Linked DNA regions of Homo sapiens: region 2 is linked to region 1. Evidence: chromatin contacts called from ENCODE Hi-C or POLR2A ChIA-PET data. All regions are on one chromosome and are shown on one strand. The core of a region is the stretch at or near the end of the contact, and the rest is flanking DNA. Distances in the headings are between cores, read along the strand shown.

The links. Hi-C counts contacts between places; a loop is a spot of excess contacts on that map. ChIA-PET counts read pairs that join two places held with the same protein, here RNA polymerase II (POLR2A). Pooled maps may share reads with other maps.
Region 2: a loop to region 1 is called in a pooled map, with 4 times the contacts of the local background. The contact joins two enhancer-like sites. A Hi-C loop is called at or near these places in 1 of 37 single-sample maps with no recorded cell type and 3 of 50 pooled maps. POLR2A ChIA-PET finds 5 or more read pairs at or near these places in 2 of 52 experiments (Panc1 and activated CD8-positive, alpha-beta T cell).

Annotation. Positions count from the first base shown.
Region 1 is chr1:221,665,105-221,669,835 of GRCh38, forward strand. No RefSeq gene overlaps it. Among named protein-coding and RNA genes, the nearest start is that of DUSP10, 75 kb to the right of the region's middle. Within about 2 kb of position 2,572, at least 4 of the 41 ENCODE cell types and tissues checked have a DNase peak (open chromatin) inside an H3K27ac peak, as active enhancers do.
Region 2 is chr1:221,776,275-221,781,005 of GRCh38, forward strand. No RefSeq gene overlaps it. Among named protein-coding and RNA genes, the nearest start is that of DUSP10, 37 kb to the left of the region's middle. RefSeq lists enhancers at 1,296-1,385, 1,456-1,505, 1,536-1,585, 2,636-2,685. Within about 2 kb of position 2,402, at least 8 of the 41 ENCODE cell types and tissues checked have a DNase peak (open chromatin) inside an H3K27ac peak, as active enhancers do.

The DNA of each region.
Region 1 (4,731 bases), core at 1,322-3,821:
TGAAAGGGTCAAATCGCTTCTTAGCCCTATTTTGTTTTACCATTAGAAATGTCTCCATTTACAGCCTAATGTGTCATATGACCAATTCAAATGGTAATTTTCTTTAAGAGGTAGATGCTCAATACTTTAGGGAAACTTGCATAGGTAAAGGCCGATCATGGTGGGAAATCAAACAACAGGCAGGAATGGATGTGCTTGACAGTTGCCTGTATTATTAGACACTAGAAAATATTGTGCTGTCTGATTTTGTTTTTTCTTTACTGAAGAATGAGAATAATTCTTCCTTTAATATCCCTCCTCTGAAAGGTAAATGAGATAATCCTATAGCCCTCGCAAGACAATTTGACCTATAGGATATGTCACTTTGTTTCTAATTAATATTTCTAAACAAAATTTATTGCAGTATAAGTTACATCCAATTATGGAGTTTAATGAGTTTTTGACAAATATTCAGACCTGTGTAACCACCCCACCTTCCCCTTTCAGAACTTTCTATCACCTCGAAATGTTCACTTGTGGCCCTTTACATTCAAACCACCCACCCCAAATTCCAACTCCAGGCAATTGTTGATCTTTCTGTCAACATAGATTCATTTTACCTTTCTCAGAATTTCAAACAAATGGAATCATGCAGTATATACTCTTTTTAATTCAGCCTGTTTTTCTCAGTATATTGCTTTTGAGATTCCTCCAGGTTTTTGTGTGCATCAATAGTTCATCATTTTTCAATGCAGAGTAGTACTACATTGTATGACTATACCCCAGTTTGTTTACCATTCATAATTTAATAAGTACTTTATTTTTTAGCAGTTTGGGGCTGTTGTGAATGAATCTGCTATGAATGCTCATATACGAGTCTTCATGCGGACATTTATTTTCATTTGTCTTATATAAATGCTGAGGAATATAATTACTAGGTCAAAAGGTAACTATATATTTAACCATATAAGAAAATGCCAAACTTTTTCCAGAGTATTTACACTATTTTACACTCTCACCAGCAATATACGAGACATCTAAATAGTTCCAAATCCATGTCAACACTTGAGAGTGTAAGTCTTTTTAATTTTAGTCATTTTAATGAATTTATAGAGGTATTTCAATGTGATTTGAATTTGCCTTTTCTGAGTAACAAATAATGTAAAACATCTCTTTAGGTAAAGATTGATTGCCCATTTGTATTGTTTGTTTGTTTGTTTGTTTTGAGACCAAGGTCTCACTCTGTCCCCCAGGATGGAGTACAGTGGCGCAACCATGGCTCACTGCTGCCTCGACCTCCCTGGACGCATGTGATTCTTCCAGCTCAGCCTCACAAGTAGCTGAGACTACAGGTGCATGCCTGTACACCTGGCTACTTTTTGTGTTTTTTGTAGAGATGGGGTCTCCCTATGTTGCCCATGCTGGTCTCAAACTCCTGGGATCAAGTGATCCTCCTGCCTCGGTCTCCCAAAGTGCTGGGATTCCAGGTGTAAGCCACTGCACCCAGCCAATGTTGTCCATTTGGATGATATCTTTTTTGAAATATGCACTCACATCTTTTACTGGGTAAATATTGAGTTATCTTGTTGATGCATTGAAAGAGTTATTTATATATTTTGGATATGAGATATTCATTTTTTCACTATGAGATATTCTCATGAGATATTATTCATTATGAGATATTTCACTATATTCATTATAGAATGATGAATATTCACAAGTTGACTTTTGCCTCCCAGTTTGACATTTGCCTTTTTATTTTCCTGTTTTCCAAAGAACAAGTTTTTAATTTTTACGAAGTTCAGTTTTTCAATTTTGTCCTGTTTTCTTCTAGAAATGTTATAATTTTAGTTCTGATGTTTAAGTCTATAATCTGTTTTGACTTAAATTTTGTATGTATTTACAATAAGTGTTAAAGTTCCTTCCCACACTCACTCCCAATATGAGTATCCAGCTGTTCCCACACAATTTATTGAAAAGACTATCTTTCCCCCATCGAATTACTTTGGTACCTCTGTCAAAAACCGCTTGTCTATATTTACTTTTATTTAAAGAGTCTGTAATTTTTATGTGGCAAGTACTTTGGTTTTTTTCAATATTGGTGTTTAAGATCTATCAGGACAGGACAGAGGAGGCTTTATTCTATGGCTAGCTTAAGCCCTGCTCTCAAGGCCAACCATTTTGGAGTTTCTAACAAATGTTCCAGGTATTCAATAATGTCTGTCTTCACTCTGGCTGTTTGGAAATGGAATATCCTCCTACTCTCTATGAACTCTGTGAATTATTTAACTTACAGCTCTTTAGTAGTTTTTCTTATCCTGGCCTCATAGAGTTTTATTGGATGCAAGCTCAGCTTATTCAGGCAAAGACTCAAGGGGATTCCTGGGCAAATGTTTGGAGTTATTTTTCTTAAAAATTCCCTCTTCTCTGCAACCCAGCCCTTCCAACTTGAGCTGCCTCGGTCTCCCTGAATTTGGTTTTACGTCTCCTCACTCAGTGAGAGTGTTATGCTCTGCTTGTTCCCCCACTGTGCATGCTAGTTCAGAAAAGGTTCCCATGCAGAAACCTCAGGTAATTATGGGACTTGCCTTGTTAGTTTCCCTTATCTTATGAGTCACAGTCCTGCAGTTCCTATTGCTCAAGATCTGAACATGATGTGTCATGTGCTTTGTCCCATATTCTAGTTGTTTACAGCAAAAGAGCAAATCTAATATCAGTTATTCCATAGTGGCTATAAGTGGAAGATTTTGGAAACAGTGCTTCTTGAATTGTTTCATGTCTCCGCACTGTCAGACATACAAATTACTGATAGCCTTGTTGGAAGGATTGAATGGTAAGCATGCTTTATAAATTAGAAATAGTAAATTGCTCTGGAGAGATCTGAAGTTCCATCTCCATCAGAACTATTTGCTTACACTCTAAGAGTGATAAAAACCTAGAGACACCTTCCTTTCCTCTCCCCAGAGAGGATCTGTTTACATTTCAGAGCAGCAAGATCTCTTTCATTCTCCCCTCCCTTCAGGGCAGGTAAGACACATGTGCCAGCCATCTTATAGAAGCTTCAAGCATCATAAATAATCAATCAAGTATCAATAATCAATATCAAATTTACCTACTTGTGCAGCGGTTGCTTCATAGGAGAGAAAACTAACATTAGTTTTCTCTCCTATGAAGCAACCGCTGCACAAGTAGGTAAATTTGGCTCCCACTATGTTACCCGCGAAACAAGAATTGGGACATGGGGAACTAGTGCTGCTAAGATTCTCTGAGTGAATGATCTGTTTCTGACCCAGAGACCTGTGTTGTCAGAAAAAAATAGATAAGTAAATATAGGGAGATTTTTTTAAAGACTCTTTTAAAGTCTCTCGTGATTGTAAACTTAATCCATGCTCATATTTAAAATCTTTAAAATAAAAATCAAAAATTATGAAAAGAAAACACTGTAAACATTTTGACATGTCTCTGAGGAGGAAAAACATAAAGAGAAGATGAGGAAAAAAAGGGGAAAATGTTTAAACTGTGTTAATAGTTTTTTTAAATTTAGCATTATGTTGTGAGCTATTTTCTCTGTTGCTGAATACTCTTTGAAGCCTGGCATTTAATAATTGAATAATCTTCTATTCACTAGATCTCCTTTGGTTTATTTAAATATTCACCTATCACTTGACATTTAAGTCATTTCAAGCCTCATTTATTATAAAGAATGTGACTTGCATGTAAGTTTTTAGCTACATCTGTGATTAAATCATATTCTTGAGATACAAACACACAGGTGAAAATTTTAGGTCAAATGGAATGAACTTCTTAAGGAGTTAGAAATGTCATTCATATGACCAAATTCTTTGGCAGGTTTTGAGATGGGCTTCTGTTTTATTTTGAGGAGAAGCTTCTGCCTGCTTTTTGATAGCCAACAGACAAAACTTGCATGTCAAGAACCTACAGAGAAGGATGAACCGACTTGTCCTGGCTATCAACAATCTGCAGGAACCTCTGAGCACCTACCTCCCTCCCCATTCAAATAGTTTGCACATTTTGCACTCTTGGAGAAAAAGAAATTTTCTTTGTTTTCTTGGTTTCCTTATTTTGTTGTTGTTATTTTGTTTTCAACTACAATATTTAATCAAAATTATACATTCAAGGTGAAGATCCATATGCCTTAATAACAGTGATACAGAATTAAAGTCTCACCAGAAATGCTGTTTGAAAACGAGTGGACTTTTCTTTAAGATTTATAATTTGGGGATGCTCTCTTGCATAAGATTACAAGTTCAGATTTTGTAGACAGATCCTTGGTCAATTGACTAGGCTGTCCCTGGTCTTTCTGCACACTGGACATGCTTCGGCCAATGGTTCTCACTATTCTTACTAATGTTAGACCCAACATTATGGCAGGAGTAATAGATCAGTAAGAGGAAGCATAGGGACAGCTTTGAGGTCAATTACCAGAGATATTGTTTAATTTACTCTCATCTCTGACTCAAATCCAGAAAAATATTTACATATCCCTTCCTAAGCCCAAACTCTCATCAGACACAGATAAATGTTAGTCATATGGAAGGGGAATTACTGGGAGAACAAAAGCTCTGTCTTTGGCTTCTCACACCTGTTGGCACTTTCTGTGTGATAAGAACCATGCTAGCATGTGGGAAACAGTGATTTACTGTAACCATGTGAGCCTATCAGCCAGGTCAGTCTGCTCCAGAAGACAGAATGTGGAATCACCTGTTCCTGAAATGGCCCCAGGAACATCAA
Region 2 (4,731 bases), core at 1,152-3,651, 110 kb after region 1:
TAATGTTTTCAGGGTTTTGCCATGTTGCAGCATGTGTCAGCTCTTCATACCTTTTGACAGCCCGATAATATTCCATTGCACGGATTATACATTTTGCTTATCCACTCGTCTATTGATGGACATCTGGATTGTTTCCAGTGTTTAACCATCATGAATAAAGATGCTATGCACATTGGTTTACAAATTTTAGGTGTGAACATAAATTTTTACTGGAGAAAGTTTTTTTTTTTTTCTTAAGTGAAAGCAAGTTTGTTAAGAAAGTAAAGGAATAAACAATGGCTACTCCATAGGCAGAGTAGCCCTGAGGGCTTCTGGTTGCCCGTTTTTATGGTTGTTTCCTGATTATAGGCTAAACAAGGAATGGATTATTCACAAGTCTTCCAGGAAAGAGGTGGACAATTCCCAGAACTGAGGGTTCCTCCCCATTTTAGATCATACAGGGTAACTTCCTGATGTTGCCATGGCATCTGTAATTTGTCATGGCGCTAGTGGGTGTGTAGCAGTGAGAACAACCTGAGACAGTTTTGACCCTTAAACAAAGTGGGTGATATGGCTGTCAGCAAGAGAAAGGCAGGTAGGCAGGACTTCTGGGAGGAACAGCCACCTGCTCAGGAAGAAACCCTTCCACCCCAGCTCTTCCACTACCTGTGCAACCACCAGCAAATCACGAGATATCTCAGATCCACGTCTGCAAAACGGACATAAATCTTAGCCACATTGACCTCACACTTCCTTTTTTTTTGTGTTTCATATGGGATAATTAGCATAAAGCTGTTTTCAAAGGAAAAATACTACACAAAGACCCAACAGGATAGTTGTTCTTATCACATCACTGTCATTTTGGCAATTCTTGAAATTGCCAGTACCTAGTGAGCTAATGACCTTCTCACTCAGAACCAGGGAAGGAGAATCACACTCAGGCCTTTCTCTCTGGTGCCTGAAAAGATTTTCAGTACAGTAGAGATGTGATCTCATTGTGACTCTCAGAAGCTGTGCTTAGGCTTTCAGTCAATAGGCAACCTCTTTGGGGATAAAAGAACCATCTTATTCACAATGGCTTGCTGTACAAAAAAAATTAGAATAAAAGAATTATTTAATTCGTTGATTTATTCACTACTTTTTAGCATTTATGATGTGCTCAGCAGTGAGTTGTGTGCTTATAGAGGGTGGTGGAATGAGCGGCGGTAATATAAGAAAGTACTTGAAATTTGATGCTGCTTTTAGGGGAAGCCAATGTGGCCACTTCTGCTTTCTTATTGACTATTGGAAATGTAGTACAGTACTAGTAATTGTACTCTGGAATGGGCCAGTGGAAGCCAATTCGGAAAAAGCGGTCCAAGGAAGACTATAATGCTTGGAAGGAGAAGGGGAAAATGACAGAGGAAAAGAAGAGAAAAGATGGAGAGAGAGAAAGAGAAGAGAGAAAAAAGAAATTATAACTTCTTCCACCTTTAAGGAAGTGATGAGCCCACATATAGCCCAGGTGATTTTGAGCTAAATATAAAGCTTGTGAATTCCCCCCAGTGCCCAATTTGGCCCCTAGAGGTGGAGACAAGTTCAGTGGCCACAAAACCAGAGACTCTAAGTTCATAGAAGGGAGGAGAGAATGGTAGATGTGTGGGAGCAGGGAATTTACCTGCTTCCTGTTTCGGCCCCTTTTGCTAAAGTGAAATGCTGTGGTTTTGCTGGTTATACTTGTTAATACAATTCCCTCCCCTTGCAGGATATGTGTGTGGTAACGGCACCATCTGGGTTAGCGAAATAGATACTCCGAGGTATAACACACTAAACACAGCAGGATGTTTATAAAATTCTTAATCTGGGCCCTTTGGACCACCAAGAATAGACATAGAGATTATACAAGCAAATTACTAAATCAGGCTGAAACCAGACATATAAGCATTTTCATAAATACTTAAAAATTTACCTATACCACGAGAGGCCAACTCTCAGACCATTCTCTGAGAAATACTAGACCACCCTGAGATGCTGGTACCTTAAGCACACATTGTCTCTTCTTGTTATGTGGTCATCACCACCAGGATATCCGCCCCTCTCCTGCCCTGAACATCTAGAGCAATTTGGCTGGGCACAGTGTTCTTTCCAGAACATTTGATTGCTATACTTACATAAGGAGAAAACTCTATTTTCATTTGAAGACTTCAGACCTCCTTCACAAAGTGATACTGCAGTGAGGAAAAAATGCAAACTGAGGAGCCACGAAAGCTTGCAGCTGAAACAGTGGGGTCTTAGACAAATGATTTTGCCTCCTCATCTGTACCACAATAATAAGAAAGTTCATCCGACAGAAGTATTTGAAAAAAGCATCTGCTTTCATGTCTGGCACATAGTAGGCATTCCAAGAAGGCTAGTAGCTCTTACCCACGCCCCTTTTGAGGTGATTTTCGCTTACAACCAAGCCAGAAGGAAGTCATAAAGCTCACGGGCCTTACATAGAGAGGAAGCATCAGAGAGTTCTCACTCACAGCCCTCACTGCTCAGTGCAGGAGCCGCCCCAGTTGACAGGACTCACTTCCTCTGTCTACACTCCCAAACCTTCTGTGCCCAGCAGTGTGTGCACATCTGTCTACACTGAGCTCTAACCAGAGTGCCTGGTTGGGGTCATGACCTGGCTCATTCAGCAGCATGAGCTGGAAAGGACTTTGGCTAATAGGACACCTGGTATCCAATAAATTCCCCACCCTGTATTTGTGACTGCTAAAAAGCCGAGTACAGATGATAGGCAATTCATTTTGATGGTAAAGAGTGGCCCGTTCAGGGGAGAAAAAGGGAGTCCCCTAAAGAGACCCTGGGTGCTCAATGCCAGGAGCAGAGTGAGCTTGTGTACGGGATGTGTGCTAAGGATGTGTATAGCATGGTGAGTTACATTTTTAAAAAATCACAAAAAATGTACAGGTCTAGGGCTGAAAGTTCTTAGAGCTGCCTCACAAGAGTTGAGGTCCTTTCCCATTGTTTGCAATCTCAGATTGGTTCTTCTTCCCAGGGGCACATGGCACATAGCACTTTGGTGATGGGGACTGCTTTGCTGATGTCAGGGTCAAGGGGTGCATGGACCATGGGCAGAGTGCTGGGCTCAGCCAAATGGTTCTGGGTAGGTCTTGCCTCTTGTAGCTTCAGTTTTCTCTTTTGTCTGGTGAAGTTATTACGAAAACTCATCTCTAGCCTTGGCTTATGGGATAATATTCTTGATAGGACTTTGAAAATTTGAGATTTTGATAGAAGTGTAAGGGAGCAATTTTTTAGATTGGTTCTATGTGCCAAGGGGGAGAGGGCAAACAAAGGCACATTGGGGTGCTGGTTATGAGTTTGCTTGCACACTCGCAGTGTTCTCTTCCCTGGTCTGGGGCATTGTGTCTGTTCACACAGTTGAAAACCAATGGTGGCCGTGGGCAGCCCTGGACCTCCTAAGGACACAAGGCGAAACCAACCACCTAGCCACAAAACAGACGCAACCAGAGCCTAGCTAGCTCTCCAGCCTCTGGGCTCTCCCTGCATGGACGGCCACTCTACCTACCTCTAAGACCTATCTGGGCTTGGAAAAGGAAGCTCCTGAGCAGCCTCAGCCCTGATGGTGAACTCAGCATCAAGCCACAGCTTCTATCAGTCAGCCTGGAGAAAGCAGGCCCAGAGATGCACATTAGGATCCTGCCTGGCTCACAAATTCCTCTGCAGTGAAGTGACAGGAGTCAAGCTAGTATTGCAGCCTGAGTCATGTCACCTCCCTTGCAGGTTTCCTTAAGGTCATGAGTCTCCTGTGCATGGATTCATAATCCATGATCCAGTTTGAGTAAGTTGGCCCATGGTTTAGGCTTTGGTCCCCAAGCTTCTGTTTTGATATCTGTCTGCTATTCCCTGTCCTTCCCCTGCAACAATCCCATCCTCAAATCCAGTTTTCCTGCATTTCCAAATAGCACCTTCTCCGCTATGGTAGACAGCTTCAAGGTAGTCCCCACTCATCCTCACCTTGAAGCCATACCCTTGAGCAGTTTGCTCTCACATTCACTCGGGGTGACCTGTGTGACCACAGTAGCATGCAGCTGACGTGACAATGTACAACCTCTGAGGTGAGGTCATGGGAGATGTCGCGGCTTCTGTCTTGTGCCCTTGGACCCATCCCCCTGGGGAAACCAGCCACCTTGCCATCAGCCCCAGCAGCCTTGTGGGAGGTTCCCTGGGGAGGAACCAGAGCTGTCCACGAAGGGTCAGGAGCCACCTTGGAAGCAGATCCCAGGGTCCAGGCAAGCCTTCATAAGACTGTATCTGGCCGACATTTGATTGTGACCTCATGTGAGACTTTGGGCCAGAACCACCAACAAAGCTGCTCCTGAATTCCCAATTCACAGAAACCGTTAGAGAATAATTATTTTAAGTTACAAAATTTAGGGGCTACTTGTCAAACAGATAACAGAACCAGAGAATAGATAACCAATACACCTGCTTCTCTAGTTTCCTTAAGGCAGTGCTCCACCTACCCATTGAACACCCCATTATACTCAGGGAAGATGACCCCCAAACCCTATCACCTCTCACCCGATCATGTGCTAGTGATTACTGTGCTAGTACTTGCTAATTCTATTCCATTCCTATTACTCCGTCTTGCTGTGAGTACAAAAGCCAGGCTTTTCTATGAGTTCTGAAATAACAGTGTAATGAGGCAAATTCAAACTAGCACTAAGAAGATACTCAGAAGGGTAAAGTTCCCAGGACACA